Regions from separate parts of the Mus musculus genome. Here region 1 is linked to region 2. The links are chromatin loops, found by intact Hi-C in ENCODE. Cell type or tissue: left cerebral cortex. All regions are shown on one strand. Each heading gives the region's core, and the rest is flanking DNA. Links, peaks and the distances in the headings are about the cores only.

Region 1 (15,235 bases), core at 4,166-12,165, 180 kb before region 2:
GGGAAGGGGGGAGGCTGCGGAAGGTGGCTTTCCTTACGTCTCTCCTTTTAAAGGTCTCTCTAAATGTCTCTCTGGATTTCTCTGTTAAGAAAAAAAAGAATCTTTTCAAGGGGTCACTGTTGATTGAATATGCAATTACTCAGGTCTTTCAAATGTCTGTGAAATTAGTAAATAGTTCCTTTGTTGGATGGTGCTTGTAGGGGATGGAACACGCAGACAAAGCACCTGAGACAGGCTTCCCAGACCTCTGAATCATCCAGGTGCCTGTGCCAGGACCTAACCTTATTGCAGAGCTGATAATTGCGTCGTTTTAGCCATGAGAGGCGCCTTTTGAGAGATGTATTGATTGTGCATACCGATATCAAAGGAGCTCTTCCTCAGTGTGCCTCTTAGGTTTTTCTTGTTATTTTGTCTTGTTATTTTCTTTCTTTCCTTCTTTCTATTAGCTCAGAGAAGGAAGCCGGGGGCTCGTGTGCCTATGTGTCTCCTTCTCTCCTAATTTTCCTTCTCGTTTGAAGTCTTCTGTGGTTATTCACTTTGAATGGCGGGTTTTGTTTCTCATCAAGTTGGAGTTTTGTTTTGTTTTCTAATCTCGGTTCATGAAATGTAGAGTCACAATAAGAAGGAATCGGAACTAAAGGGACAGAAGGAGAGTTTCTCTTTAAAGATACTGTATTCTGTATTTTTATTGGGAAGGGTACCACTGAGGTCACCGACTTGTACATCATGGCCCAAGTGTTCAATTCTCATCTCCTAATTAAAACCTGCTGAGGTAGTGTAGATCAAAGTGGGTGGCTGTGAAAAGAGGTCCGATTCAGGTGCGCAGTGAAGACTTCGCCCATGATTAATATTGGCTACGGTGCCGGGGGTGGGGTGGAAGTGGGGAGAAATTGTCGAATTGGCCAAAATGATGTTCTTATGGTTGGAAGATATTAATCTGTTTGTTGGTTGTTGTTGTTGTTTTTTTAAATTATTGTCAATATGAATATGGTTGGAGTCTTAAAAATAATATTATTTGAAGTTTTATGTGTTATTGATACAGGATGCCTTAAAGGATAGCTTATGAAGTAATGTAATTAGTGATGGTTCCTGTGTGAAGAGGGGTACAAAACAAGATTCTATGGAGAGGATTCCTGACTCGGGGGAGCAGGAACTCGCTTTTATTCTTCCAGTTGAGTGTTGGGAGGCTGGAGAGAGGGAACAGACGGAGGTGTCAGTGGTAGAGCAGACAGTACTGTGTTTAAAATCAGCTTTTATTACTAAGAACCGTGTGATTTCTGTGTTCAGGATCTGGGCTGCCTGTGTATCTTCATGCCTTTGATGCCCTGGGGTAATGAATGCAAAGTGTCTGGAAAGTTGCACAAGTCTTTCATTTCAGTGCCCGTTTCTGTCTGTCTGTCTGTCTGTCTGTCTGTCTGTTTCCCTCTCTTTTTCCAAAACTAGTAAAAAAAAAAAGGTGGTCTAAAAGACCAGGTCACATGCTTCTGTGCTGTCCTGGAACTTTTCTTATTGGGACTATCAAGGCCCACAGCACTGAACAAGTGGCCTTGCTGAGGCCATTCAGGGTAGAGCAGATCTGTGTACTCTGGCCAGGAGCTGGGGTGTGTGTGTGTGTGTGTGTGTGTGTGTGTGTGTGTGTGTGTGTGTGTGTGTGGTGTGTTGTGTTGGCTTGCTGCTGCTTTTGTTTCTTGGGTTTTATTGATTTAGTTGGAAGATTGAGGTAAATAGGAAAACTTACAGAGATGCCTGATCAACCTTTTTGGTATTTAAAAAACAAAAACAAAAAACACGTGCATGATACCTAAGGCAGGCTGCACGGACTGAATTATAGTTGATTGATGGGTATTTAAGTCAGAAATTACTTTGGGATTTTTGAAAAGTAGATGAACTTGAGTGTTTTGCTTTTGAGTGTGGGGAAGTGTTTATTTTGATACTTTATGCTTTTAAAATATAAACGCTAAGGTAAAAAATAAAATGCCAACAAAATATTCAGGTTACAGCTTGCGCTCAGCCTCATGCAGACCCTGTTGAGAGCCACGGCAACAAACTTTACAGATGTGCCTTCCAGCTGTATCGTCAGTCTGGGACCATAGCTGCTTTAAATACAGAATTTGGGTCATTTACAATCAAATTTCCTTTTAAAGAACTGTCACTTGTCCTTTTACATGTTAGCGATAGGCTGCATTTTGCCTGTGTCTACGTGGGCTGGAAAATGGGTTTCTTGGGACTGAAGAATAGGAGAAAAAAGTCAAACATGTTGATTTTCTGAAGGAGGAAAAAAGATCTGCAATATTTAATAAATACTTAAAATTTTTCTTTTTAAAAAATGTTTACACTTCTCTGTCCAAAAAAAAAAAAATCATAAGTTTAAAAGTCAGGAAAGGTGAAAAGAGAGCCTTATTTACTAAAGAGAGGAGTCCGAGACACCTGGGAGCAAGCTGCAATTGTGAGTGAATTTGAATTTTAGCACCTAATAGCTTTCTCTGGCACTCCTCAGCTAAGTTTATACCAAGTGTAATCTGCTCTTGAGTTCAATCAAATAATTGGAGGAGGGTTTAAAAACCGATCCCCCCCCTTTTTAATCCTCTTTTGTCTCTCTGTCTGTCTGTATCCAATTAACACCCCCATCGTGGTGCTGCCGATTGGCTTTTTACCCTTCCCCTTATTTCTCTTTTCACTCCCACCCTTCTCCATCCTGCATGCCACTACCACAGCAGTTATAGGATGGGACACTTCCTTCTCTCCCTGCCCCAGGAAGAGCTAGAGAGGTGTGTGTGTGTGTGTGTGTGTGTGTGTGTGTGTGTGTGTGTGTGAGAGAGAGAGAGAGAGAGAGAGAGAGAGAGAGAGAGGACTGACTGTGGAAGGAAGCTGTGTGTGACTTCAAAAGACACAAGTGACCTTGCTCCTTGAGCAGAACTGGACTGAAATAGCTGTAGACAGTCTGGAAAGGCCTCCGACCGGGTCCCTTTCCGAGCTGGGTGGGAGTATTGGAGATGCTAGCCTTCAAGGCCTGGCAACTGCAAAACCTTTTATTAATTTTTGTTTTTTTTGAAAAGACATCTAAGGAGTGGAGAATTTGGTCCTTTCAGGCTGCATGCCAGGGAGAATGGGCTAAGGAGAGGAAGGAGCAGCAACCATCCCTCCCTCACGAGATACTGGCTTTCCAAGTGAGGCACACGTGCTGTAGACCATCAGTGTGACTCTGAGAGAGTGTCGGGCTGTATGTGTGTGTGTGACTCTGAGAGGGTGTCGGGTGGACTGGAGGGAAGTCATGTCTTGTCTCCAGGCATTTCAGTGCCTTTCCATTCCTTGAAAGTGGGTTTCCAGACAGATGAGCTCCCAAGAAGTGTGAAGAGGGGTAGCGTATGATTTGCTCGTAGCGTCTCAAAAGAGATCGAGGGCAATAGTGTGTTATTTGTTTCCTCACCTGGATAGAACTTGAGAGACAGTTTGCGTGGAGACTCTGCAAGAGGCCGTGTGCAAGGGAGAACATTAGACCTAGAAGTGCCTGAGGTGCAGACTAGGGGCTGTGAGTAGTTCCGGAGGGGCTGAGATCAACTGGAGATTCCGGGACTCAGCTCCCAGCCCGGGCTCGGCCTTTTAAAGGCTTTGCCTCTGTGTTCTGTTGATATCCAAAAATGTTCTCTCATTCTTGGCAAAATTACAAAAATACCCCTGAACCAGTAAACAAACCCAAACCTAGATATTGGCCATACGTAAACACAAAATCATGGGAATTTTTAAAGTAGAGCTCTGGCACCTTTAAAAACATTTTATTTTAGTTATACTTATGTATTTATTTGTGAGGGTGCAGGGTGGGGGAGGTGAGGGAGGAGTGCCATGACAGATGTGTGGAGGTTAGAAAACAACTTTCAGGAACTGGTTCTCGCCTTTCAACGATGCAGGCCCTGGGGATCGAACTCAGGTGTCAGGCTCAGCTGCGAGCACCTTTACTGTCAGAGGTATCTCACAGGCCCCTGGCTTCTATTGTGACCTACCTTGGATGTGTGTCCCTTAGGAAAGCCAAACCTCAAGTTTTGTTCTGAATATCTTTTAGATGGAAGTGGTAATGTCTTTTTCCCCCTTGAGACAGGGTCTCACTCTGTAGCCCTGGAACATGTTATGTGTTATGTATACCAGGCTGGCCTTGAACTCCCAGAGATGGACCTGCCTCTGCCTCTGCATCCCACTGCTGGGATTAAGGGTACAGACAACCACTCCCCCCTTTTTTTCTTTCATCCAGGGCATCCACTCCTTCCTCTTACCTTCTTCACCTGGGTCAAGGGAAGCCGCGGGTTCCCACATCATGCTGTTCCTTCACTGAGGTTGTGCGGAGGGATCTGGGAACACAAAAGTTGGTAAAGATAAACATGGGGTCCCTGAGCTCCCTGTCAGCAGCTCTCTCAGGGCGCCTTTTCATCGACCCCTGTACACGCAGGAACACATACCTGAGGCCCTCTAAAGATGGTGGAGGAGGCTTAGTGTTCCAGGGAATGGGGGTGGGCATGGGAGTGTCTGGGTTTTGCTCGCTTGGCATCTCAAAGACAGCAATTCTTAGCAGTTTGGAAAATGGCTCCCTGGGCATAAAAAGTTCAGGTGTAGATTGTCATGGGACTGGAAAGCCTGCCCCGGCGATGACAGAGGAAGGTCACTAGTGCCTAAAGGCTCTGTGGGGTCAGAGTCCATCCTTTTCGGCCTATGATTTATAGTTTTACCTACATCTGCCCCTGAAAGATTTGTCAATAAGTGGGTATTGGGGTGGGTGCCTCATGCTTTTTGCTCTTTGTATACTTCCAACTGAGCAACTTTCAGACTACAGATAGATTTCTTAATTTTAGGAGGAACTGTGACACTAGCTGGTAGGTAACTACTTGGTTTCTATAGCCAGCCCCCTTGATCTACCACTCTTTGCTGTGTGACCTTCTTTAGGTTGCTAAACTTCTCTGAGACCAATTTTCCTTTTTCTATAAAATGAAGGTCACAGTGATATTTATCTGAAAGTGTTGCTATGGTGACTCTCTCTTGAGATGCTGATACCCACACTTGGGTGTGTGTCATCCTTTTCCTGGTACCTTCCCAAGCTTGACTGTATGGTGAAGGGTCACTGGGAGGACTAAACGATGTAGTATATGCCTAGTGGAAACAGACATGACTGGTGGGTTTTATGGTTTCTGGCCCTGTTTTCTTACATGAAAGAGAGAGACCTGCACCAGATGGTCCCTAAGGGTGAGCCAGTTCCAAGGCTTGAAAGAGGAAAAATTGCTGAATTTAAGGTTAGCTTCTTTTGTTTCTCATGTATTTTCTGCAAGTGAGAATTAGATGTGTTTCATCAGAAGTCGGGCATGGAACAGAGTGATGAAGAGGAAGGTCAGGGCCTTTTAATCATGTTCTTCCTGGACAACTACCGCCTAGCCAGCTAGAATTGCCTGCACGGTGGATAATGTTTGCCCAGCAACACCAACCGGAAACAAGGCATCCTCAGGGTTAAAATATTTTCTCTGAGCATGCCCAGTTGGTGCCTGTCAACCTACTGAGCTTCAAGGTAGGAACTTGTTTTAAAAAAAAAGAAGAAGAAGCCAGAGTCACGTGACCTCTCCCCAAATTCCCAATATGTTCTGTATTTAGGAGAAATGCTATCTTTGTCACTGAGATGGGCTTCATGACACACAGCAGGCTACTGTTTCTTCATGTTATTTTTTTAAAACATATGTTTGAAATGTATTTTATATACCATGAAATTCACCCCTTTGCAAAATACAGCTCAGTGATTTTTAGTGTATTCAGCGAGTCCCCAGTGCCACAATCTAGTTTTAGAACTTGTTGGTCCGCCCCTGACCTAATATTTATCACCAGTCTGGCCATGTCCCTCTTTCCCATGCCTAGACCCTATCAGCCCTTCATCTCACAGTCTGCCTCTCTGCATAGGGCCATTTTACAGGAATATAACCATACCCCATGCCGTGCTTTGTGACTAAGCTCTTCCACTTAACATGTTTTCAAGGTTGGTCTACCTGTTCAACACACATATGAGAACTCTTCCAATCTTTTCTCAACCAAATACTATTTCGCTGAGTGGATCTCTACATTTGTTTCATCCACTGCCAGCTGCTAGACACTTGGGTTCTTTCCCCTTCTTGGCTGTTGTGGATACTGTTGCTGTTCTGTGGATACTGTTGCTGCTCTGTGGATACTGTTGCTGCTCTGTGGATACTGTTGTTGTTCTGTGGATACTGTTGCTGCTCTGTGGATACTTTATTACATTACAGTGTTTGCGTGTCCATGTCTTCTGTACACATAGGAGGGGAAGTACTGGGTCACTTGGTAACTCTATGGCTAGATTGTGAGGGCATGCTAAAATGTTTTTCAGAGTTCCTGCAGTGGATACAGTATTTGAAAATAAACAATAATAATAATAATAAATCAACTACTCCAGGTATACTTCATGGCCTGTTGCTGTTGACATATTCTTGAGTCCTGTTATGCTTGGTGCTGGGTTTTGTCCTCAGCGATCCTGGGCATCCACTTGTGCTAACCTACTCCGTTCTCTGATTGGAGCTCTTTCTTTTCCAAGTTTAGGATCCTGTTGTGTGTCCCCCCCCCCCTCGTCCTTGAGTCAGTCAATCTTTAAGCTCAGTGAAAAGACATACTGTGAAAAGTTTATTTCACCTGAAAATGTGCATGATCAGGAATTCTGTGGCTGTCCTCTCAGGACAGTTAGCACGCTAAAGAGTTAGCAGGGAAAGTCAAAGCAATGAATATGGAACTCTGGAGTAAGGTATGCCACATCCTTGGGGAGGAAGACACTCGGCAACCGTCGGTGGTAACCTTGGATGCTAGACCATGGGCTTGCAGTCAAACCAACCGGGTCAAATCGCATTGGTTATTTGATTTCACAGGGCATCAATTTCCTCATCTGGAGTGAAAACAATACCTAGGACCCAGGCTCTCTTGACAGACTAAACAAGACAACACCAGGAAGCACGGCGTTCAGGGTTTAATGCCTGTGCTCAAGGAACTGCCGCTTGCCGCTCTGGCCCTTTCATACTCTCTGCACCCAGTCCTATAGTTCTCAGACGGAGCACTGCTGTATATATAATTTTAAATTTCTCCATCTAGATTTGCTAGTCACCACATTAAAAGAACAATCAATAAAAAAAAAAAACCAAGCAAAAGGAAACAAGGAAATTAAACATCAGGATTGCATCTCATTTAACCCAAATGTACCTGAATAGTTCAACTAGTAATTGTCCTAAATGTTAGGGCAGTATTTGGTGTTCTGTGTTGTACAGCTTAGATATTGAGCATTGTGTTCCGTATGGGATGTGTCTTAATTCACCAGGTTGTGTTTCTCAAGCTTGCTGGCTACGTGTTACTACCATATTGGTTGGACAGCCAAGCCACTAAATGGCTATCCAGAAGGAATACTTCCTTCTCTGTTTTGGCAAATTAAGACACGTGTGGCTATTGCCTTTTCAAAGTGGATCTGGTGGGTCTATAGCTGGCTGCCCACATATGGACAGGCTTGTTAGAGCATTCTTGTACCCTGAACCCTCTAGAGGGCGGCAGGATGAGCAAGAACGAAGCCAGCCCCCACACCACCTCCTCTGTCTTTCTAAATCACTTCTCTCCATAACTGCTCATCTGTGGTTCTCTACCCCTAACAAAATCTCAGAGGTTCCCTAAAATAACCGAGTGGGCCGAACAGCCATCTCGCTATCTTTAGCTGCAAGAGAGTGGGAACCAGTCGGCGGACTCCATAGTTGATATAATCGCTAGACTAAGCTGCTAGACTGCATTTGAAGCCTGGTGCTCTCACTGTCTCTGTGTTAGCATGTCATTTCGAGAATACCAGTTTCTCCTTTGGCTCTCAGCCTTCCTGGTCTGCGTGGATATAGAGACTCACTAGTCCGACCCTACATTCTGCAGGCTATGAGGTCCTACATAACCCACTGTCAAGCATAGACACACACACTTGGAGGCAGGCGGAGCTGTTTATGAGAGAATTCTCTCTCGTTAAGATGGCAGTTCTAATTTAGCCTGGGAATCCCTGTATCTTTTCTAGGCGGTCACATAAAGTTGGTTATGGTGGTGCTACGGCTACTTCTATCAATCAAGCTGAATTGGATAAGACAAACTGAGAAGGGGGGAAAGGGGTGGAATTTGAAGAAAAAAATGTTTATGACGGAAGCCTTCGGCTGGGGGCCAGTGTGCTGTCATCTACCTGCTGGCTTGGCAACGGCAGCAAATAATGTTGCATGTGTACTATGTATTTGTAACTGTGGGATCCTAGATTGGAAATCTCATGGAATGTATGAGGAAACATGTTCTACCTTTCTGTTGCTCATGAAGTCAAGCCCAGAAAGTTTGGAAGTCTTGAGTTTGCTTCCACCATAGACCTGTCGTGTGACTTGGTGATCTTCTGTCATTCCTCATAACTGTCAGTGAAACGTTTTGGAAATGTTATTAAAGTGAGTTTTTTTGGTTTTTGTTTTGTTTTTTGTTTTGTTTTTTTTTTGTTTTTGATTATTATTATTATTATTACTTTTTTTTAAAAAGAAAGATGCTTGGTTTTACCTGCAAATGTGTTAACAGCCAGGGGAAAAAGGAAAGTTGACATTTTTGTCTTGCTTTCAGACCAGTTGAATCTGCCAGCAGCAGCTCAAAGGAATACATTTACCTGGTGGTCTGGGCTAAACTAAACCTGGAAAAGAGTAGCAGGTTGTTTTTTTTTTTTCCACTGAAGGTTTTGGGTGATTTGAGATCTCAAGTGTTGCCGCTCTCAGGAGATTTCTAATAATTACCACTGTTAATAGGGCTGAAACTTGGCATTTATATTTCGTCCCTAACAAAGAAAGCCTCCTTGAGAGAACCCGGCTGAGCCCAGCTGGCATCCTTCTGGAAGGCGGGAGCAGCTAGCTCTGAGAGCCCAGAGCTAATTCTTTGCCACACAGGGCAAGCAGAGGCTGGAGCCTCCTCCTAGCAGCCCACATGAACACACAGTTAAAACAAAGAGCAGGCACCTGGGCTCAGCTCGCCTTTGTGTGGCCCTCTTGCTAGGGAGTCTGTAATCATCTCTAAGGCCTTAGGAGGATAAATCCCAAGTAGGTATCGGTCAGTGGTGATGCTGGCTAGATAGGAGTAAGAAGTCATGGTGTGGTTTGGGGAGCTGAATCCTTTGCAGGGGATGAGGGGAAGAATAAAGAAGGAGAGAGAGAGAGAGAGAGAGAGAGAGAGAGAGAGAGAGAGAGAGAGAGAGAGCACCCAACAATAAATAAGAATATTCAAGACATAAGAAAGTGTTTTTTGCCTTAATCAGGGGAAGAAATGAGAAATTGAGGGTGTTGGAGGAAGTTGGGGTGGTAAAGGAGTTTGATGAAGAGCCTGGTGCTCAGGGGACAGATCCTCCCAAGGCACAATCTCACATGAGGATCTGAGCCTAACAGAGGCACCAGGGTGTAGTGGCTGAGTCATCACAGATCCACAACAGACTAGCCCTGGTACAGCCCTGCAGCAGCTGGGAATGCACAGGGAGGCTGTTAGGCAGACACTCAGGGTCACTCTCGGGGTCTTGTCTCAAGTCCCCAGTGCAGATCTGCAAGGCTTGAGCTGAACTTTGCTACCCCGGTGCTTGGCCCTGGAGGCCGAGGATCGGCTGGGAGCACTGCAGGCCAGGCTCCTCTCATTCCTCCAGGCTGACCCCAAGGGTGACAGGAGAACGGTCTTCCTGGAAAGCATCCTCTTGCTCTGGAGTCTTGCTTCCTTTACGGAACACTTTTAGTGTGGGGCTGGATTCCCCGATGATGCCAGCAGGGCCCCCAGGCTTCCTACTCTGGGCTGTGCCTGTGCTGTTTGGGCTTCCAGCAGTGGGGGCTGCTTTCTCAAATGCACGCTTCAACCCTGGAGGAGGTTTTGCATAAAGAAGTGAGATTCGGTAGGGGGTGGGGTAGGGGCAGCTCTTTCCTTAGTTGCCTCTGTTTCATCTCTGATCAACAAATAGCCCAGTTGTTGCTTCATCTATCGAATTGGATTAAATCGCAAAACTTGGAGTTACTCTGAAATCCCTCCCATCCTGCCTTCTTTATCTCTCAGCTATTATGGGGAGTGCAGCACTTACCCTGGGGAAATTTTTAACCCTAAGAACCTTGATGTACTTTAAACAGCTTTGACATTTGTTAAGCTTGGTGTGATTTCTTGAACACTCAGAGAAGGCTCCAGGACTTCTATGCTACCTAGTTTCTTGTATGTCCCCTTGCCTTGTTTCAGAGACTTGTGTGAAGAGAGGCCTTTAGCCACCTGATTTTTGCCAGTTTTTAGAAACCCGGACAACTTCTTTGGGGTACTGTGAACACAGTTGTGTCCCCTCCCCCACCAAGCTGGCTGGAGCCAGGGCAGGAAGGGGCTGTCATCAGGCTTCTGCTGAAAGTCCCTGGACTTTATTTTTCTTCTTCGAAAGTTACACTTGGAAAGATGCACTTGACGTGAAGTTGTTATTCTTCAATGGATCTGTGTGCTTTTCTGTGATTGCCCATCTACAGCATGGTGGGGCGGCACCCCCTTACCCCGGAAACGTAGCATTGCATTCTTGTGGGCAGGCAGAAGCCAGCCACGTTGGTGTGCCTCACAACTAGGAAACATATCTATGACTTAGTTCTCTCCATAAATTTTCAAGAGCCTAGTGTCTGACCAGTCCACAGAAGAACTAGGCTCATTATAAGCTCCATAGGATCTTTCCCTTCCTTGTGCTCCTGGGGTAGAGGATGGAAGGGTTCTTTCTGGTGCAGGTCAGGCGTTCCCTGTGTAATGTGGATTGGCACAGGTGCAGCTAAGATAGAAGGAGAGCAACACTAACAGCTGTCTAGTGACAGTGAAAGAGACAGGGAGGCAGTTGCTTATCCTTACTTACCTCCTCTCCTGGGTGTCTCTGTCCAGGCTGGGATGTTTTGGTAGCATCGTTGATGGTTTTTATCAATACAAAGGAAATCTCCTCGCTGGCTCTGTTTTGGCCTAAGTATGCATAGGCTAGTTGACATGCTAAGATCCCCGTGTCATCTACCCCTTCACCTGTAATGCCACCTCATGAATATCACTTGTGTGGAGGCCATATGAGGTTATATTATTTATAAGCAAACTTTACCAAATATCTATAGACATCTGTTGGGGAACTACTGGCTGAGTCGAGAAAAAGTTCAACTCTCCTCTGGTTGGATTGATGTATTCAGTGTAGAAGTATATGTGTTTAGGGGTCTTTGTGTGGCTTGACATGGCCAAAGAAGAATCCCATATTCTGTCTCCACCTTCTTACTGCTTTAGTCATGGACAAATATGTATGTCTCTTGCCTGCTGGCCAGATCACTGTGAAGGAGGAAGAACAAGGCTATGCCAACCACAGCACTTACATTTAAGAAGCTCACAGTCCCACAGGGTGCCTGAGTCACGGTCATAGTCACTGTACCATGGGACATTGACTCAAGCCTGTAGACAAGAGTGGGACATGTTTTTAGGACCAGGAACATGGCTATAAAAGTCTTCAGAACCAGGTTTCATGGCCACCCTGGCCGCCCCATGGAGAAAGAAGCATGCTGGCTTTGAAGCAAATGGTTCTAATTTTATGCTTAGGCAGTCTGAGAAATTACTATGTTTGAGGCCTTGCCTGTTGTTTAAGTAACCTCTTTCATTTCCGCCTTGCCTTTCCCTCTTCAGACGCTCTTGTTCTCTTCCTCCCCTGGGCCAGCCCCTCCCCCCACCCCCTTCCAAATTGCTATTTGCCAAACTTGTGACCTGAGACCACTTGGCATTTCCCTGGGATGGCTGGAATTTACCACCCTCCGAATAGGTATTCTGTGACATTTGTTCACCTGGGCAGCTTAAGCTTCGTGGCCTCTATCTGCCAGGGAGGAAGCTTGAAATTTGCCTCTGTGCTCCAGGGTTCTTGCTAGCAGGGAGACAAACAATGGTGTGCCCTGGAAGGTGGAATTAATTTTTATCATGGTGAACACGCACATATAATATGTATATACTCATATGCACATTTATTATGTGTTTCATAAATGCATGTAGACAATTGGCGCATTATCTGTCATTCTCTAGTCATTATTTTAACAAATTCGATTTTCATGGTTAGCTTCATCTTGCACGTTCATCCCCGCCCCTCCACCGCTCTTCTGTTTCTTCATCCCCTTCCATGCTAGGAGAAGACTTAGGATTCACTTACGGCTCCTTGAGGCCTCCTACTTTAGACCACCTGTTTAGGATCCCTGTTTATAAGGTTTATAATACTTGGAATGATGGCTTTCCCACTGTGGCCTGCCCTTCTGCTGGTAAGGAAATAGCTACCTGTCTCTTTACATCAAACTGGTCTGAGAACTTGTTCAATGCAGTTACCAGGACAGACTAGCCCTGGAGGCTTCTTTGACCCCCAAGAATGTGAAAACTCACCCACCACCGTCTGTCTGTCTGGCTATCAACCAAGGTAGAGAAGCGGGCTGTGTAGCTAGAGAAACTGTTGCTTTGTGCTTGTGTCCTCTAAGTGATCCCGGGACATGAGGGATGGGGCAAGATTGGCGGGCAGACAGGCAAGATGGTGGGCAGACAGGCAAGATGGCCGGCAGACAGGCTGACGTGGTTCATCTCTGAGTGAGACTGGGTAGAATATAGAATACATCAGCAAAAACAGAGTCCTCCCTTTTCAGTGGGACAGAAACTTCTGTCCACATGTCAGTGACTGGATGTGCCAAAGCCCTTGCTATATCTGGAGCTACTGTCACTATTCCAGTGTTCGGAGACAGGGGATTGAGGCTCACAGTTTAAGGAGGGTCCCTCAATGCACAGTGCCTGAGAAGCTGAGGCAGGACCTGTTTTACCCAATGGAAATTGTTCTCCACAAGCATCCATCTTTAGGAAGTGGCTCTTCAGGTAGGAATTCTTCTGGGAGGCTCAGGAATCCACACCCAGTTGTATAAATCTCATCTAGATGACTTCCCTGCACTCATTTCTGGTCCTGTTTCTTGGCTCAAAACAATTGAGCTGCCCCAGGACTGTCCTCGCAGCCACATGTGCATAGAAAGAGGGTTAAGGTAAATGTAAAAAAAAAAAAATGTAAGTCTAAATTCTTCATAGGGCCCACTGCCCATTTTCATTAGGCCTTTGGCCATTTCCATTCAGGCAATGAGCGTGACTTTTAACAAGTGGTCTCCGTCTGGCTTGACCATCCTAGCTGTGTGTACTACCTCAGAAACTTACCATTTGGACAGAAACCCATCCTCAGGAGGCCCAGGGCATTATTCATACAAACGTTTCTGGCCTTGCCTTCTTCCTGTTCTCTTAGCCTTCTGCATAAGGGGCCCTTCCATGATTCCTTGGCACCACTGAAGAGCCCTGATTCTTCAGTTCCACAGCCACCCTTGGCTCAAGACTAAAACTTCTCTCTTTTTCCCACGTGGCACGTGTGTGGTTTGTGTGTCTGAGTTTTGGAGATGGAAAATCTGCTTCCCAAGATGTCCCAGTGGTCCAGAGAGCAGCCTGCTAGACACTATGGGGGGAGGTGCAACTTTGTCATGGTGTCACCTCCTTCATCTCAGGTGTAGGAAGAGGGCAGATTAGTAACAACAATAATAAATCAATGCATCTATGTGTAACATTCTATAAAAAGTCAAGTCATCTCTGTGTAATGTTATTGTTTAGAAGACAGTACCACACCCAGAAGACCTTCAGAAGGGACATGAAATAAATTCACTTTTAGTCAAACTACCCAAGCTCAGAACCCAATCTCCATTTGGGGTTTCCTTGTGTTTACACCCTCTCCCTGTCATTTTCTGATGCTAGGCTCAGGGACCAGATTCTCTTCTTTTTCTGAGCACGCATGCATCTTGTTTATTCATTGCTCACCTCACATCGACGAAGGCCTTTGGCAGCTAAGTAAGATGGCCAAGTGGTCCAAGGGACTTGGCTAAATAGAGGTGAAAGGCATTTAAAATAAATGCAAGGGATGGTTAGTAGGCGAAACGGTGGATGTTGGCCATCCTTCCTCTTTACCAACTTCCCAGGCTGCCCTTTAGATTAACTTAGCAGCTTCTTCACTTGAGACTCTAGAGACAGTGGCTATGGTTTTGACTTAGCCTTTCTAAGCAACAATAGCAAAGGAAAAACAAAAAAGATTCACTTCAAAGTTTTAAAAAGTTAGAATCGAATATATGAATAAGTTGTGTAGGGAAAGCAGAATCTTTTTTTTCTTATGCAAAATTTATTTCTTATTGTAGAGCAGAAAGGATTCCAGAAGTGGCACAATGGGCGTCATTCTTGAAGATATAATAAATTATTATATTTTACTGAAGCCCTTAATACAGACTTCCATTATAATTATTGGTTTACGATCCATTTTCCTCATTAGACTGTGGATTTCTTGAAAATAATTTGTGTAGATTTTAATGTCCACAAACCAGCAGCTACTCAATATTCTTGGCCCAGATACCATTAAGAAACTTATGATCTGCTACAAACAAGCACAGGCATAGATCTATTGGGTCAAGAAGTGCCATACAGAGGTATAAACATTTTATCTTTTGTAAAATAGTTTGTAAGATTGCTTAAAATACTTGCTCAGTTCATCTTGCTGTAGCTTGTGGGTTGAATTCTTTTAGTCAAGAGAGATGGGGAACAAACCACCAGAATGAAGTTACCTCTAACAGGACAGGTGACTATCATAGATTTTTTTCCCTTTCACATCAGTTAGTTCTATTATAGGACGTCGGTCCCATGCCTGAGTCATAGGATGAGAGTGGGTGGGGACATTTTTCCAGTCTGCTGTTAACCTAGCAAATTTGACGAGGAGACCTATGGTTCAAGGCATCTTGAACAGCAAGGTGCCTCTACCTCTACCTCCTCCCCATAGATAACTATGAATCCCAAGACCAGGAAAGACGTTTGATTTGAACATACATATGAAATAGAAACTTGAGAAGCAAACAACGACTATTATAAGCATGTAATTTTTAGTTGTTTGTTCAGACTTTTACAGCAGAGAGTTTTCACCTTATTTCCCTTTTCATCTCATTGCATTGGTAAGCCAAGCATATGCAAGACTGAACCTTGTCCTTACATTGCTTACCTTTGGGAGAAAAGCATTTGGGGCAGCTTTGGTCAAGTGTGCTCTTAAGGTGTGACCGGAACCAGTCTCTCCTGAGATTGTGAGCTTCACCTTGGAAATGCTGAACTAGCTAGTCAGACTGTAGTCCATTGC
Region 2 (15,235 bases), core at 4,040-12,039:
GACCACATTGGTCCCTTGACATGCAAGCAGACCCATTCCTAAGTGCCAACAGCCCTTGCCTGGTGGTTGCTGGACTCTCTGAACATTGGAAATGATCATGGATCCTTGTCCACAGGCCTCAGTGGCTGCCCAGCTGTCCTTGAAGGGAAAGGAAAACATGGAGCAGAATTGTGTCACAGATCACTCTGTTACTCCGTATGTTAGCAATTTTATTGTGGTCTCTTTTATTTCCTTTTCAATTTGAGCCTGGGCCGTTTTGTGAAGGAATGTGAATAGAGGCTCAGGGTCAGGAGCTGCCAGGAATGTACTGAGAGCAGTTTTCTGGCTCTCAGAAGGTGGCCCCCAGGCAGCCTGCAAGAGCCCAAGACAGGAGGGATTACCCTGACCACGTTGGGGACCAGGTCATTGCTCTTCGTCTTGTTTAGTGTGCAAATGGAAAAAGGGAGCCCCTTGGTTACTGGGTGGCCAGGTCTCTGGACACACTGACCTCTGCCAGAGGAGACTGAGCAAGGGCTGGGGGTTCAGGGCACTGGTGCCTGTGGCTGTCAATCCTGCTGCCCTGCTGGCCTGTGGACAGGAACATGGGTCCTAGCAAACAGGCAGAGAAGGCACCTTTCGGGAACTTGGCAAAGGCCTCCCTGTTCACTTTGGAATGTTTCTTTCCTTGAAGCCAGTGCTGGATCTTGGGTCTGTGCTGCTGACGTTTTAGAACATGAGAAAGAGCCGCGGCAGGAGCCAAGTATCTGCCAGACTGTGTCGGGAGAGCCTTTATCATTTCTGTCAGATACATCACAACTCGCTTGTCTTACCATACATCTTCCTAAATGTGACAGAATATTCAGCTGTTATTAATTGAATACTCTCTAATTTAACTGCTTAGCGGGAGAAAGAGTGACTGGTTTGTTTCAACACGTAAAACTGGCATCAACCTGTATGTGGCTTTCAGTTCAGTTGCATTGCAGGGACTGGAAGAGTTATTATTGTCTATTCACATGGCATGGCTACCCACGTTTTGCTAGAGTGGCTAAAATTCAGTTTATTGTTCTAAAATAGAGGGTGCTGTGGGAAAGAGAAAGGGAAAGAAGGAGAGATTACAAATGAACACACGTGAGTTTATGGGCTATTGTTATTATTGTTATCATCATCATGATGATTTCAGCCTGTTGTGCTCATATGTCACAACCTTTGAAATAGCTCAACACACCTGGATGGTGACACACTAGGGAGCTCTCTCTCTCTCTCTCGCTCTCTCTTAAGCTTAAAACACTGTACTTGGATATTCTGCCTTTGCCTTTCTAACAATTAAAATACACAGAGCCTCACATTACATCACTGTCCAGCTACCGTGATGTTAAAATGTCAAAGCCATCCCGACGAGACTAAGAGTTTTAGAGATAAGATTTTAAGAGACTAAAGGTGGATTTGGGCATAGGGGATACAGCTTGCCTCTCACCAGATCTTTGGTAAAAGAACAAGAAACTTGTCCATCTACCCTCTTTCTCTCAGCTACCCTAAGAAACATAACTGACTGAAGATCCCTTGTCATCCAATTTACGCGAGCCAGAGATCCTACAGAACTTGGGTGAATTTAAACAATACATTTATGGATACACAATTCTATTCCTTTAAAGATAAAAGGTGCACTCTGCTTCAAACTACATTAACATTTATTATCTTTTTCCTCAACAAAATGGATTTGAAGCATGGTAATAAGTAGAAGCCGGACTGGGCTTGGATAGAACACAGTAAATGAAACAAAACAAAGGGCGGTGTCCCTAACTGCCACAGAGGTCGCAGGGCATGCTTCAGCACTTTGCAGAGATGGATGAGAACTCTAAGGCTGAGGACAGGAAAGAGCATACCTACAGTCCTTTCAATCGCCCATCATGGGACTATTAGCTTGAGCGTTCTGGAAAATATTATTACCCCCAGGGCGCCATGTAACTCCCCGGCTCCTGACAAGCTGCCAACATGGCTTTCTCTGGGCTGCAAAGTTGGAGCTCCTCTGGCAGGCTGCCAGGGTTTTAAGAAGGCTCTGGGGGCCCAAGGTGCCTCCTGGTGCCAGTCAGCATTCATTGAAAAACCCAATTCAGAGGGGAAAAGGCTCCCTTGCTTCATCCATTGCACAGAGGCGAGCTGGCATCTAAGGAGCGTGTATGCTGGCACACTGCCCCTGGTTTTAGGGGCTGGCTTTTGCTGTGGATGGCATGGAGAAGGGGATTATTTGCACTGTGGCTTTTGATGTAAGCCATCATTGTCATATCATATGAATGGCAGTGCACAGGGATGGCTGATCACAAAACCTGGTCTGCTGTCCCTCCGCACGCACATTGTCCTATGAACCCCAAGTCTTTCCTACAAAAGACTTTTCTAGATTTTTTTTCTCCCTTTGTAATCTTATGGAAAATAGCGGCCTGAGATAGAAGCTTAATTTTTCTGTTAAGGAAAAGCTCATTTTAATTTGAGCACCGCAAAACATGTTAAAAATTGTAAGTTTTCTTTCTTTCTTTCTTTCTTTCTTTCTTTCTTTCTTTCTTTCTTTCTTTCTTTCTTTCTTTCTTTCTTTTTTTCTTTTCTGAGAGATAATTTACAGGTTTGTGTCTAGAGAGGCTGTGCACATATGCTCTAACTTGCAGTTTCTTGCTCTCTGCTGCGATTTTTAAAAAGATGCACTTGGCTTCAAGATCTCAAGATAGCCTAATGTCACCTACAGGGTTATGGTAGTGCATGACATCAATTGTATAGTTCAAGATAGGAGTTTATGTAGTGGGAAAATCACTGCTGTAGATTTGACTCACGAGAGGGAAACAGATTGGATAATTCCTGGTGTATTTCTTGGCTCACTAAGTTCAAGGCTTAAGGGGAAATGGAGGACGGAAATGTGGGTAACATACATTATGATTCTGTGTACAAAGATACATCTGCGTTTAGGCTTTTGATATGTAAACCAAAAGGATGCACTGTGGGATTGAGAGAGTTTCTAACACAGTCAACAGCAACGTGAAAGTCATATGATCCAAACGTCAGTGTTTAAATCTGGGTAACGACCGTCTCAGTGAGAATCGAGCTTTGATATTATATGCCAGAACTTATTGATGTGTTCAACTATCTTAGCTCTGCTACACAGTGCCACAGTGCGAAGTGTAGGTAATTTGAAGCTCAGGGTGTAGAGGATTACTTAGCAGTCAAGGCGAACAATTCTTTCTAGGATCCTGTCTAAGATGGCAGAGTCCACTGCCCCCCACGCCCCACGCCCCCCCGAACTAAGAGTTTGGTAGAGGAATATATATAAGATATATTGGTTCAGGAACACAGAACATGGTAGAAGGTATGTACCATGATGTTGATGGGATGGCCAAGACTTTAAAAGGTCAAGTTCACAAAGGATAGAGAAGAAAAGCCAGGAAATGCTGTAATTTTCACACAGTTCTCACGATGGGAAAGTTTTGAAGTAAAAAGCCTTTCGGAAGATAATGTTTGAGCCCCAATATCGAAGCCTGAACTTATTCACTGAAGATTCATATTTTTAATTAACGACTAAAGTTTGACCAAATTAGGAATACTCAAAGGGCTGATCAAAAGAAGATAAACAGCAGCCAGCCACCCCGAAGTCACCTTTGAACTTTGAAAATCTGCTGTTATCTTACCGGCCCTTTTAATCATAGAAACTATATTACCGTTTAGCGTGCTTGGCCAGTGAAGTCAGCATGCCCCACCTGTTGTCGATTGAGTGTTGAGGGGGAGAGAAAGGTTTCGTGAGAGGCGTTTGCCAAGCTCATTGAAGCCTTGTTTTTGTAACCTCTAAGTCATGCTCTTCGTATTCCATAACCCAGCACATTTCCATTAGGGTGACCACACTAGGTTGCGTTGACCCGGGAAGACTTGCTGGGCTTTGTCAAGCACCAGGCTGATTCACGCTGCAACGCAAGGCCATAGTTAGCTTCTCTGTGGGCTGCCCATGGTGAACCTTCCAATCTGATAGGATCCAGTAAATATTCGGAGCTTTTTTTAGTGTTTCTCACTAAAACATTTTTACTGTTGTGATTGAACGCTGTAGGCCATGGCTTTGGAGATAATTAGACTTCAGGGGAGGCAGAACAATGGAAAGTATCTGAATTTTCACTTACAGACGAGTGTTCTCCAAACCTTCCAGTGGTCCCTGAACATCCTTGACCATCTCCAGCTCCTGGTCGCATGGCACTGTACATCTTACAACAGTTTTTCTTGAGTCCTCTGATTTTACCATCTCAAACCTTCATCATTTTCTTCCCTCGACGAGTCTCTGATCTGTGAGTTGGAGCCTTGCGTTCACAAAACGCTGTTGGTTATTTTTACCACTTCGGTGGCCGCTTCAGACAACCGCCGTTTTCCTTGTTCATTATTGCTTAAATATATCAATGCATGGTGTCACAGCTTATGGCTAATAAAACTCCCACTCTGAGCGACTGCAGTGTGGCTTCGTGGGAACTGACATCCTGAGCTGCAGGCGGGCTCTGGACAGGCAGGTTTCCTATGTGACCTGATGCCAGGGATTGATTCTGGCTCTGCCGAGAGAGGAGGCCATAGGAGAGATGATGCAAGGTCCCTGCTTAATTGTCCCTGGCACAGGCTGGGAGGAAGGTGATTGCTGGTGCTAGTGGTTGCATGGAAGCCTGCTTGCTCATACTGCCTGCCTTTTTTCTCTATCGATATACCACAGCCTTGCTGGAACTTCTATACTTGGCCAGTCAAGGGACTATGCATGACAGTCAAGGGAGTTCTAATACATAATTAGACAGTGCCTTCTAAAGTGTGGTAGTAGATTATGTCCCTACCCCTTAATACCAGTAAGCAGGAAGCTTGAAACGAAGATCTTTTGTAGGCAGTCAATCCTATAGGAATATATTAAGTACCTACTGTGTTCTCTGGGCACTGTACCTAGCATACAGTAGGTACTCAGTCAGGGCCAGGCCTAATGCAAGTGAAGAGAAAGTAAAGTTTTAAAGCGGAGCAGCTAAAACCTCTGCTCAGCAGCAGCTAGGATAATGTACACTGGATGTGAAAGCGACGGCAGGCCCAGTCTCTCCATTCTGAGTAATTGACTATATGCATAAAAAAAAAAAACCAACAACAACAACAAAAAAAAAACAACCCATGTGGCTTATAGGCTTTTGTTTAATGTTTTTCATACCACAATACATTAATTTTCATAGAGAGCATCAGTTCAGTGTAACTTGCCGTGTAACTTCACAGGGGAGAGGATGGTGACAGAGGAAACCATTATGCAGGCCACCAGTTATAGCTTGATTTGGCTGAGCCCAAATACCAGAACCATCTAGCAAAAACCACACCTAAGATGGTCCATGCCAAGCCCTGCCTTGATATGTGGCACTGAGACAGGGTTGGTTGGTTGGTTTTGCTTTGTTTTTTTAAGGTGGAGGGAAGAGAGCCACTTTCTCCTTTCTCTGATGTCACCAAGTCTAATGCACAGGAAAATGCCAGGTGCCTTGCTGGTTAGTGTGGACTCCTGGGTGGCTGGTTCGGGAGCTTCGTCTGCTGGCTCCCATTTAGGATCTTTCTCTCTTTCTTTTTTTTTTTCCTTTCTCCTTTTTAAAAGAAAGAAAAGCATAAGGAAAACATTTGCTTTGACATTGAATCCACCCCCACAAGTCACAGTAATTGCAGGGCCCAGAGGAGGGGAAAAAAAAACCTATCGTTCCAATTTGGGGCCAAGCAGCCTTTACAACATTGGATGGGGCGAAGCTAGGCTGCAGCAGGGCTGCCCTGGATCAGGTGGACGGGGAGAGGGCGCAGAGCTTGCGGCCATGAAGGAGTTTTCTCATCAGGAGATTGTGGATAATAAACTGACTTACCTGGGGCTATCTGGGAAGATGACACCAGGCATGACTCTTTGTGTAGCCCTTGGTATCGTAGGGCATTTTGGCCAAAAACGTAAAGAAGGAGTCTGATGCCAGTTTGCACAATAGATAGGACCTCTTTGCCTCCCCGTGGGCCTGGCCAGATCCCCGTTTTGATCAGCAGCCTGAGAATCCCCGTGGAAACAGAGCTCCCAGAGACTCCCACCACCCCGGCTTCCTCCTGCAGGCTCCGCGTGTCTGTGAAAGTTCAAATACTGAGTCAAGTTTATTGTTTCTATCTCGTTTATTTTAAGTATAGTTTTACACTTTATTATGTGCAGTGACATCTTAAATGGAGCCTGTCACTCCATCTTGACTGCTGCTAGGGGCTAGAGCCACTTACCGTGTCACCATTTCAGCAGCCCTGATTAACGGTATCAGAGCGAGCAGCTCCAACTTCGCCCTCCCCAAAAAATAGCACCCCTTATTTACATGAAGCAAAGCACGGAGGAGCAGCATCCAGGATCTGAAGTTGGAGGGCTTCCAAACGAGTGAAGTTTGGGGTGAAATCATATTCTCTTTCTCTCCTTTCCTTTCTTTCCCTCCCTCCTTCTCCCTCCCCTTTCTTCCCTCCCTCCTTTCTTGTCTCCTCTTTCATCTACCCTTCTGCCCTCCCCCCTTTCCTGTGCTCTTCAGATGTGAACTCTGTTCCATGGTCTTTTCTCTCTAACATGTTTTAATGCACTCTCTGGGTTCTCGACAACACCAGTTTGTTTGTAATTTTTCCAGTATCTTTTTTTTTTTTAAAGAAGCGAACCAAACTCAAAGAACTTTCTTTTCTTGCTCTCTCCTTGCTGGTTGCAAGTCAGTGTTTGAGCCCTGTCACCATGTGAGGTAGCCTAGAGTAATTTGAATATTTCATTCTCCCGGCTGCTAATGCAGCCTGTGTTGCAGATGGCGCGGGCTTCATCCTTCTGGGCTTGGTTCAATTATAAATGAAAGTAGGGAGCTGAGATTTTTTTTTGTCTCTGCGTACTTGGGATAATACAATAAAGCTTGCTGGGTAGGAATGTCTCGAATCACTATGGATGCTTCCCAGTTATCTCCCTTCTCAGTTCCTAGGGGCAGCAGTAAAGAGCCAGCACTGTTTCTTGCCAGCACTATTCTTTTCCCTCTCCCTTGAACTAAGGCAGTATCCCTAAAATAAGAGCAAACCTTCCCACCTTAACCGCCCGCCTTTTTCTTCCACCAGTCTCCTTCCACAGTCTTCTTACGTTTCTTTCTCAGAGGTAGTCAGGATGACCATGTGACTTCTTGCATAAAGAAGGTTTCTGAAGTAAAACCTTCAGAGTCCTGAGCCCCTTACTTAGGGACACACTGGTGGCCAGAGAGCAGAATCTCTCCTCAGTGTAGTACATACACCCAGCGTGCCACATCAGTGGATAAAAATAGAATACACGAATATGGCAAATTATGCAAACTTGTGAATGTAATTTTGTATGCACAGAACTCATTAGAAACTCATGGTATTTCAGATGTGTGTGTGTGTGTGTGTGTGTGTGTGTGTGTGTGTGTGTGTGTGGTGGGTGAACACACACCCAAAGGCTTGAGAGTTTGATGTATTAAAGGGATGTTCTAAACACACCCAATCTGTATTCTTATATTGGGACACGATTTTATGGGCAGTTTAGTGACCACTAAGACACAGTGCTTATCTGAACCTTTATTTTGTGGAATTCCAAGTGAGAGGTTTTTTTCTCTAAACCTCCAAGTCATAGCCATGGGGTATTACAGATGTTCTCAAATAAAAAGTTGATTCTCATATCTGCCAGTAACTTCAAAGAATTCGGAGATCACTGACCGTGCGTCTCTTAGATTGACAGCGGGCCTGGCAGTAGGCTATCCAGACAATCCATGACAAGTATATTTATTTAGCTCTTTCCTCTAAACTGATTTGCAACACCCCACTTCTGGGTTTTGTTTTGTTTCTGTGTGTGTTAAAATCTTCATAAAGTTAAACAGGGCTGTAGATTTCTAGTGTCTCCTAGCCACGCATCTTTATGAGTTTATGTGATCATGGTGAAAGATCATGGGACCTACAGAGTAACGGCTGATGTAAGAGAGAAAGTCAGAGCTGGTGAATGTGACTCAGCGATGGGGCATTTGACTAGCATGCATGAGACCCTGACTTCAACCATACAACCAACAAAACAGAAGATTGTTCAAGGCTAGCGAGGTGGCGCAGTGGGTAGAGTTATTGTTTATGTGTGCTTGAGCACCTAAGATCCCCAGCACGCACATAGAACCTGGACACAGTGGCTTCTGTCTACAACCCCAGCTCTGGAAGTGAGTGTAGAGAGAGAGAAGAATCTTTGGGGATTGCTGGCCAGCCAGTCTAGAGAATGGGTGAATTTCAGTTTAGTGAGTGACATCTCAAAACATAAGGTGGAGAATGATGACTGAAGACACCCAACCGACATCATCCTTTGAGCTCTACATGCAAGCACACACACATTTGGGTGAGCTGATACTCAAGTGCACATATGCTCGCATACACACACACGCACACACACACACACACACACACACACATACATACACGGGGGGGGTGGAGCTGGAGGGGGGGGGAATGAGAATGCTCTATTCAACAGTGGTTTGTGGTATGCCATCTCTTCATGGTACCCTGGTAGCTGGGGATTTGTTTCTGCAGTCTGCTCTGTACATCAACCCCTCCTGTTCCCCAGCCCACACAGACACTCGGCTTCTCATCCCTCATTCTAGAGATGGTACCAAAACAGTGGGTAAACATTTGGAACCTGAGGAGAATTAAAAGCATCTCCACACAAACCTCTCAGATAGCTAAACTAACATCTCTGTAGCAGATTTTTCTGGGAACACAACAATGAGAAATGGTTAATAACCCCTGGTCACCTTCTCCCAACTAATTACCTTGGACTCATTTTCTGCTGATATAAAATCCTGCCAGAGTAATGAAACTGGAGTTCCTAGTCTCAGCTAGTTTCAATTTGTCAATCACTGACCTACTTTTCTCTGTAAATTGGGAATACAATGAAAAATAATCACAAGAGTATTAATATTGGGGTAATAATTTTCAACACATAAAGCACTTTTGAAGGATTTTGTCTCAGTTTTGATTTTCACGGTTATTTTGAAGGAAAACAAAAAAAGATTTCATTTTCTTCTTAGGATCCACATCAGAAAACAAGCTGGGGGAAGCAAAAGAACTTACTACTGAAATCTAGCGTAAATATGTTAGGATTAGGTTTAATGGTAAGTCACAGGCATTATATCCACAGCCTTGTAATATGTCTAAAAGAAGCGATTGGGCTTTTCAAAGTGGTGCTACCACTGACAAAAACATAGACTTCCTTCCTCTCTTTCCTCCATCATCTAAGAAGTGTACTTCCTTGTTTTCTTCAGGACAGCAAGCTCCTAGAGATCTAGACGTCGCATATGCTACCCAGAATAGATAGGTAGGCTTAAAGCCCTTCTAAAGAAGACTTCTCTTGTAAACTGCTTACACTTCTGCTTGGACCACACTGACCACACTGACATATTCACACTTAGTTCTAAGGGAGCCTGAGACGTGCTGCTGTGTGGAACTGTCTTTTAGAAACAAAGCAAGTTCCTTAAATGAGCTTATACATGGTCTTAGCCTTAAACCCCAAGTTTCCCTGAACAGATTAGCCAGGCTAGGTAGTTACTATTGTTGTTGAGATCCGACGTGAATCAGATCTTTGATGTCACCATGTAGAACATGCCAGTGGCAAGCACAGATCTTGTCACAATAAATGTGGATGAAGAGGCCATGACTAGACATCTGTATGGCAGGTTATACCAGCACACAGGAAGCATGCCTGCTTCCCACAGCACAACAGCACTGGCAGGATCATTCCTGGTTGCCAGTCGTGGAGACAGGCAGATGACGTACAGGCCCTGCTGTAATCCTTAGATTGCCTGCCCCTAACATAGCTTGTTCCTTGGTGGCTTGGTAAATCCATATTCTTCCTACCTGTTATTTCCCACCTAAGTCAGAGTACGGTATACAATTTTGAAGACTCTCGGAATCAACTTCTTATTTATTCTATAGCTAGAGGTCAGGGGACCGGCACGCCCCCTATGATCTCAGCAGAGAACTTCTCTTATTATTCATTCTATTTATAGAGGATGAAAACTCAAGCTTCTAAGTACTTGGGCATGTATTTATGCACTGTAGCCCAGAGATGCCATAAATCTTTGTCAGTGAACCCTCACTACCTTGCTACTGCATCATCTGCCCCAGTGGCTTAGGTTAGGGAGACATGGTCCACACCCATATCACCCACAGGGGTCTTTACTTGTGTGTGTGTGTGTGTGTGTGTGTGTGCGTGTGTGTGTGTTTGTGTATTAAATGAAGTGAAGAGAGTGCTTATCTGTTCATGACAGGAAGCAGTTTGTGTGTGTGTCTATGTATGGTGCTTCACATTATATATTAGTTTAGCCTCTTAATGTGATTTTCCTAGGTCACAAATCCATACAGAATGTCTGACAGCATAGTGTGCCCTGACACTTGTGTTGCAGGATTGTGAGGACGACCACATTACTCATAGGTGAGCCCTCTAGTGTCTCCGGAATGTCAGGAGCAGCTTTACGGCGCTGCCCACACAACCACATATTTTATTCAGACCACAGATGTTTGCCCTTATAATTTAGTTGTCTTTGTTTGTTATGACATGATTCTTTCTTCCCCTGCTTTCCTTGCCTTTATAGTTTGATTGGAATATGTCTAAATAGCTATAGTCCTCCTACATGAAAGAGACTATTGGTTGTGGCAACTTTGGCTGAGGTCTGTGCATGGTATTCAGAGGCAGAGTGAAAAGTTACCAGGTAGGAAGCATTTTTCATATCTACATGAGATACTTAGGTGAGTGGGTTTCTTTATGATTTCTGAAACTCCTGTCTGTGTTTATTATAGCAACATTAACAGTGAGATCTGAAGCCACTGATCTACTCATCCAAGGGTTTCTTTCAATCTTGGAAATTGTCGTCACTGTAATTCTCTCCTGAATTAGTCTTCTTCCTTCGAGAGAAGTTCCTTCCTGTCCAGTTCCAGATTCAAATCCTCTTTCAGCTCTGCAGCCTTAGCAGACCAGTGACTTCAACCAGCATTGCATATGTGGCCATCAGCCATATAGGAACATACGACTCCACTCTCAGTATCAGAGGGATGACACTGCAGATGATTCCTTTACGAAAGATGGAAATAGAGTAAAAGGTGCACATATGGCCCCATTACTAATTCTAGCCTGGCAACATTAAATGTTATTTTTTTTTAAATTTGATTGTGTGTGTGTGTGTGTGTAGGTGAATGTATTGATTACTTAAGCATTAGAGCAAGCATCACTTCTTCCCTACTAAGAAAAATGAGTATTGCTCCAGTTTGTTTTGGAAGCTTGGACCAGGAAGCGAGGACTCTGCTTCATCGATGCAGCTGATTGGCTGCAGCTACATGGCTCTTCTCTGATGCCAGATACAAGAGAGAGAATGGCAGGTAGTTGTTCAGCACGAGTCACCTAGCGGAGCAGAGGCAGGCAGTGGGCACTTGTGATGCCCTGTGTGTCCAGATCTCTTCTCATGACTTGGCACATGTCAGCTCAAGATGGCAATCCTGGAAGACAGATGAGATGCACCCACGTTTGCAGCCCAGGAAACAGATGGGGCTCTGAAGGGTGAACCGATATACCTACAGTCAGGTGGCTGGCAGGGCAGAGGCACCGGGATGTAACTCAGGTCTGTCTAGTGATAAAACCATCAAGTGTCTCCAGGGTATCATGGGAACTCTCACTCTGTCAAGCTGGGAAATGCTTCTAGAAATGTCACCATGTGCTAACAGAGCTAGTGGCTGCCTTCTGTCCTCTTGGATGCTTCTAACTTGTTTGAATAAATCAAAAGACATTTCTAGGTGTATCTTGTGCCCTTAGCAAAGTTCTGAATGTGTTGGGAGGGACAGAAGACAGTAAAACTATGGTCCTGGCCTCTGGACGTGTGACTGTCCACAAGCAGTAATAAAGCAATGTGTGGAGGAACCATTGGCCATTGTCGAGTGTCAATAAAAAGCAGGGACCAGGGTTACAACATTCACACAAGCTATCTAGAAACAGAATGGGGAGTGGAGTCTGTGAGAAGCTGAGGAGAGCCTCCAGGATGGCTCTGTTGTGGCCAAGAGGATGGCTGCAAACAGGAGCTCAGAGGGACGGCTGGACAGAGAGGCAGCTGGAGAAGTTGAGGTGTCCACCCCCATCTCCCAAACATCTGCGTTTCCTCACTTCCTGTCTTATTCAGGTGCAGCCATTATCATTGCTCCTTCATGTTTCACAGATAAAGGGTACCACAATGGCACCATTCATGGCATATACTGTGGCCCACGAGGGGCTCTTGAGAAAATGAGACATTAGAGCTAAATGTAACTGAGCAGAACAACTTCAAGGTCACACAGCTAGTGAAAACCCACCTTCCAAGTTCCAAGTTTGGATACCAATAATTTAAGAGCTTTCAGAACTTGGTCTTCCCCATTAGTGTGTTCTAGTTTATAAACATGCTGAATTCCCGAAAATGTCTTTTGATTTCTTTTCTTTAACCTCCACCCCCAACTGTAACCAGTTTTCTGTAAAAGTCATAAAGCTAGATTCCAAGTTCCAACCATAGATAGATGCCTATTGTAAAATAGAAATTAGTTTCATTGTGATGTGCTTAAACTGTGGTCACAAAATAGTTCCCAATGGCTGCAGTATATCCTGAAGCAGGGCTGCCCAGAGAAGTTGTGCGTTCCAGGAAAAAGAAACTGGGGACACCTTTGTTCAAATCACACTGGGCCAATGAGATGACTTGGCAAATAAAAAATAAAAAATAAAAAAAAACTTGCTGTCAAGTCTGTCAAGACCAGGGTTTGATCCCCAGATTATATGATGGAAGAAATGGACTGACTCCTACAAGTCACCCCTTGACTTTCACACAAGGGTTGTTTTTGATGTGCATACACATGTGCATGTGCGCATGCACGTATGTACTCACACGAATGCACACATACAAATATATAAGTGCATGCATTTATTTTTAAGTAGCAAGTGTTTCTTCAGCGTGGTCATGTTAGAGATTTAGTCTTGAGTCCACACTGGTTGTGAGTGGGGCTTTAAGATACTGTACAGCTCTCACATACACAAATACACAAAGCCGGTCCTGGTAGAGGCTTGGCTCTGGAATATAGGGAGTAGCTTTTACAAGCCACATGCTCTCAGTATCTCTGTGAGTGGAGAATGGGAAGGAGAAAGAGACATGGGACGGGATGGGTCTGGAAAGGCCCAGCACGGCAGCTGGGGTGAAGTTCTTGGCGAGTGCACATCTCTGATGGATGCGCTGGACCGCAAGAACATGGTGATTCTCTGTGGCTTACGAAAGTTATCTCTTTGTTAGTCACTCCCAAGGAATTCCGATCTGGAGCAAAGGGGAGCACGGGAAAGAGGGAGGCAGTGCAGGCGGTAAGAAACAGGCCTTCTGAGCGTACCAGGAGCTCAGCTCCGCTCCTTGTGCAGCCTCTGTGGTTCTGACAGTAAGTCTAGATAAGGCCATCCTTTGGAGAAGCCCCAGCACCTTCTGCTTGTCTTTCTGGTACAGAAAAACAGATGGATAAAAAGTTACATGAAAATCACAGCTGCCACTCTGGACAATTAAGCAAAACATGAAATTGCAACAACAACAACAACAACAACAAAACAAAAAAATAAAAAACAAACAAACAAAAAAAAAAACCCCCACAGGGTATTGAAATAGAACAAGATTTCCCAGGAAGGAATCCTGCTGTTTGAACCAGAATGAGGCTTAACTCCGCATCTTCTTAAGGGGAGTGCTAGTGTTTGGTATTCCTGTATTAGAATTCCTGCAGAGACACCTCAGTAACTGTGCCTGCCTAGCAAAGTGACTTTCATTCAAGAAGCAGAGTTAAGCTAAACTGGGGTACCTTTGAGTCATGCTTTCAAGATTGGTTTTGATTATTTTTATATTAACTATATTATCTTTAGTTATTATTATTTTTAAAGGTCTGTGTATGCCCAAGAATATGTGTGAAGTCACCCTTGGAAGGCAGGTGGCGTAAGATATCCTAGCTGAAGTTATAGGTTGCCTCCCATGGGTGCGGAAACCAACTCAGCCCTCTCTGAGCACAGCATGTGTGTTTGGCACTGAACCATCATTTCTAAGCCCTGTCAGAGGGGGCTTGAAAAGGGAGCAAGTGTTAACATTTTGCTTGTGTCATTCAGGTACGTTGGGACAAGCAGGGCTCTATAGTTAATGCCAGTTTTGCTGTACAGTGAAGGACACAAGCTTCGTGATGTTGTCCAGAACTTCTGGGGCTAAGAGTCATAGAGATAGAACTTGGAATCTGAATTCAAAACCCTGGCTCCCTGCACCCACTGTCTTGACACCAACAAAGTGAATACCCACTCTGTCTCATTTCCAACACTAAAAACAAAACAAAACAAAAAAAGGGGCCTACATTGCTACATTGCTTGCAAAGTCACTCAGCTCCCCAACCTTGCCAAGACTCTCGGAGGTCTTTACTATGAACATTGTCTGAAGAGAAGCTAGTGACTGCTTCATGAGTTTGCATTTTTCTCTCCTCCATTTCCTATTGTGTAACACCCAACAGTTACCTGGTAGATGGCCCCAGTCCCCAAGAACCATTGCTTGGGTCTGCAGGAACCATAGAGCCAACAGAAAAGCAGCTTACCACTTTCACAAAAGGAACAGCTCTCTTGCCACTCCAAGCCAGCTCGCTCTGTCTCACCTGTCCCCACCTAGGGCCAAGAACCCATTCACTGACAAAGCCACTCACGTCCATGGGAGTGGATCTGTTCGCCTAGACTTGTACATGTTTGGCTTCCTTACCCATTGGATGCTTTGCCTAAAGGCTTTAAAGGGGCTCCTGAAGAACCTCACGGATGAGTTGTGGGCCTCAGACTACAGACCTGTTCTCTGATTTTATGTCATTTTCTGGTCTCCACACATGACATATGACCTGAGGTAGCTTCATATTTGACTCTGACTGCAGGAAAACATGTACGTCAGGGAAGAATTAGAAACCAGAGATACTACTTATAGGAGAGGATGAAGAGGCCTTCCACCCGCTTGAGAAACCTGGGTGCAACTCCCTTCCCCTTTTTTTCTGTGTTATTTATTTAATGGAGCTAGTAGAACAAGTTCTTTTGTCAGGAGCCCCTGTAAGATCGGATTAGGTTATTGTGTGTGCCTTGCCAATGGAAGTGACATCATAAGCAGGAAGCTTGACTGTGAGAATCTCCGGCCTAGGTACCAAATGGGAACCTTAGATCTGTGGCCGAGATTGT

What was found. Hi-C counts contacts between places; a loop is a spot of excess contacts. Peaks named below come from ENCODE experiments on the same cell type or tissue, not always from the same donor. Only the 100,000 strongest peaks of a DNase experiment are listed, where the experiment ranks them.
Region 1: it touches region 2 in a loop (2.5-fold over the local background); 2 of 42 quality-filtered maps call a loop at or near these places.

What each region holds. Positions count from the first base shown.
Region 1 is chr1:168,411,552-168,426,786 of GRCm38, reverse strand. The region is part of intron 2 of Pbx1 (pre B cell leukemia homeobox 1); the gene reads left to right. Among named protein-coding and RNA genes, the nearest start is that of Pbx1, 13 kb to the left of the region's middle. In left cerebral cortex, for the core only: a CTCF peak has its summit at 7,538 (motif pointing right); DNase peaks (open chromatin) are centred at 6,906, 7,669, 8,923, 9,502 and 2 more places; H3K27ac peaks cover 570 bases.
Region 2 is chr1:168,232,590-168,247,824 of GRCm38, reverse strand. The region is part of intron 2 of Pbx1 (pre B cell leukemia homeobox 1); the gene reads left to right. Among named protein-coding and RNA genes, the nearest start is that of Gm51671, 110 kb to the left of the region's middle. In left cerebral cortex, for the core only: no CTCF peak of the experiment used is centred there; DNase peaks (open chromatin) are centred at 6,142, 6,805 and 7,047; H3K27ac peaks cover 2,379 bases.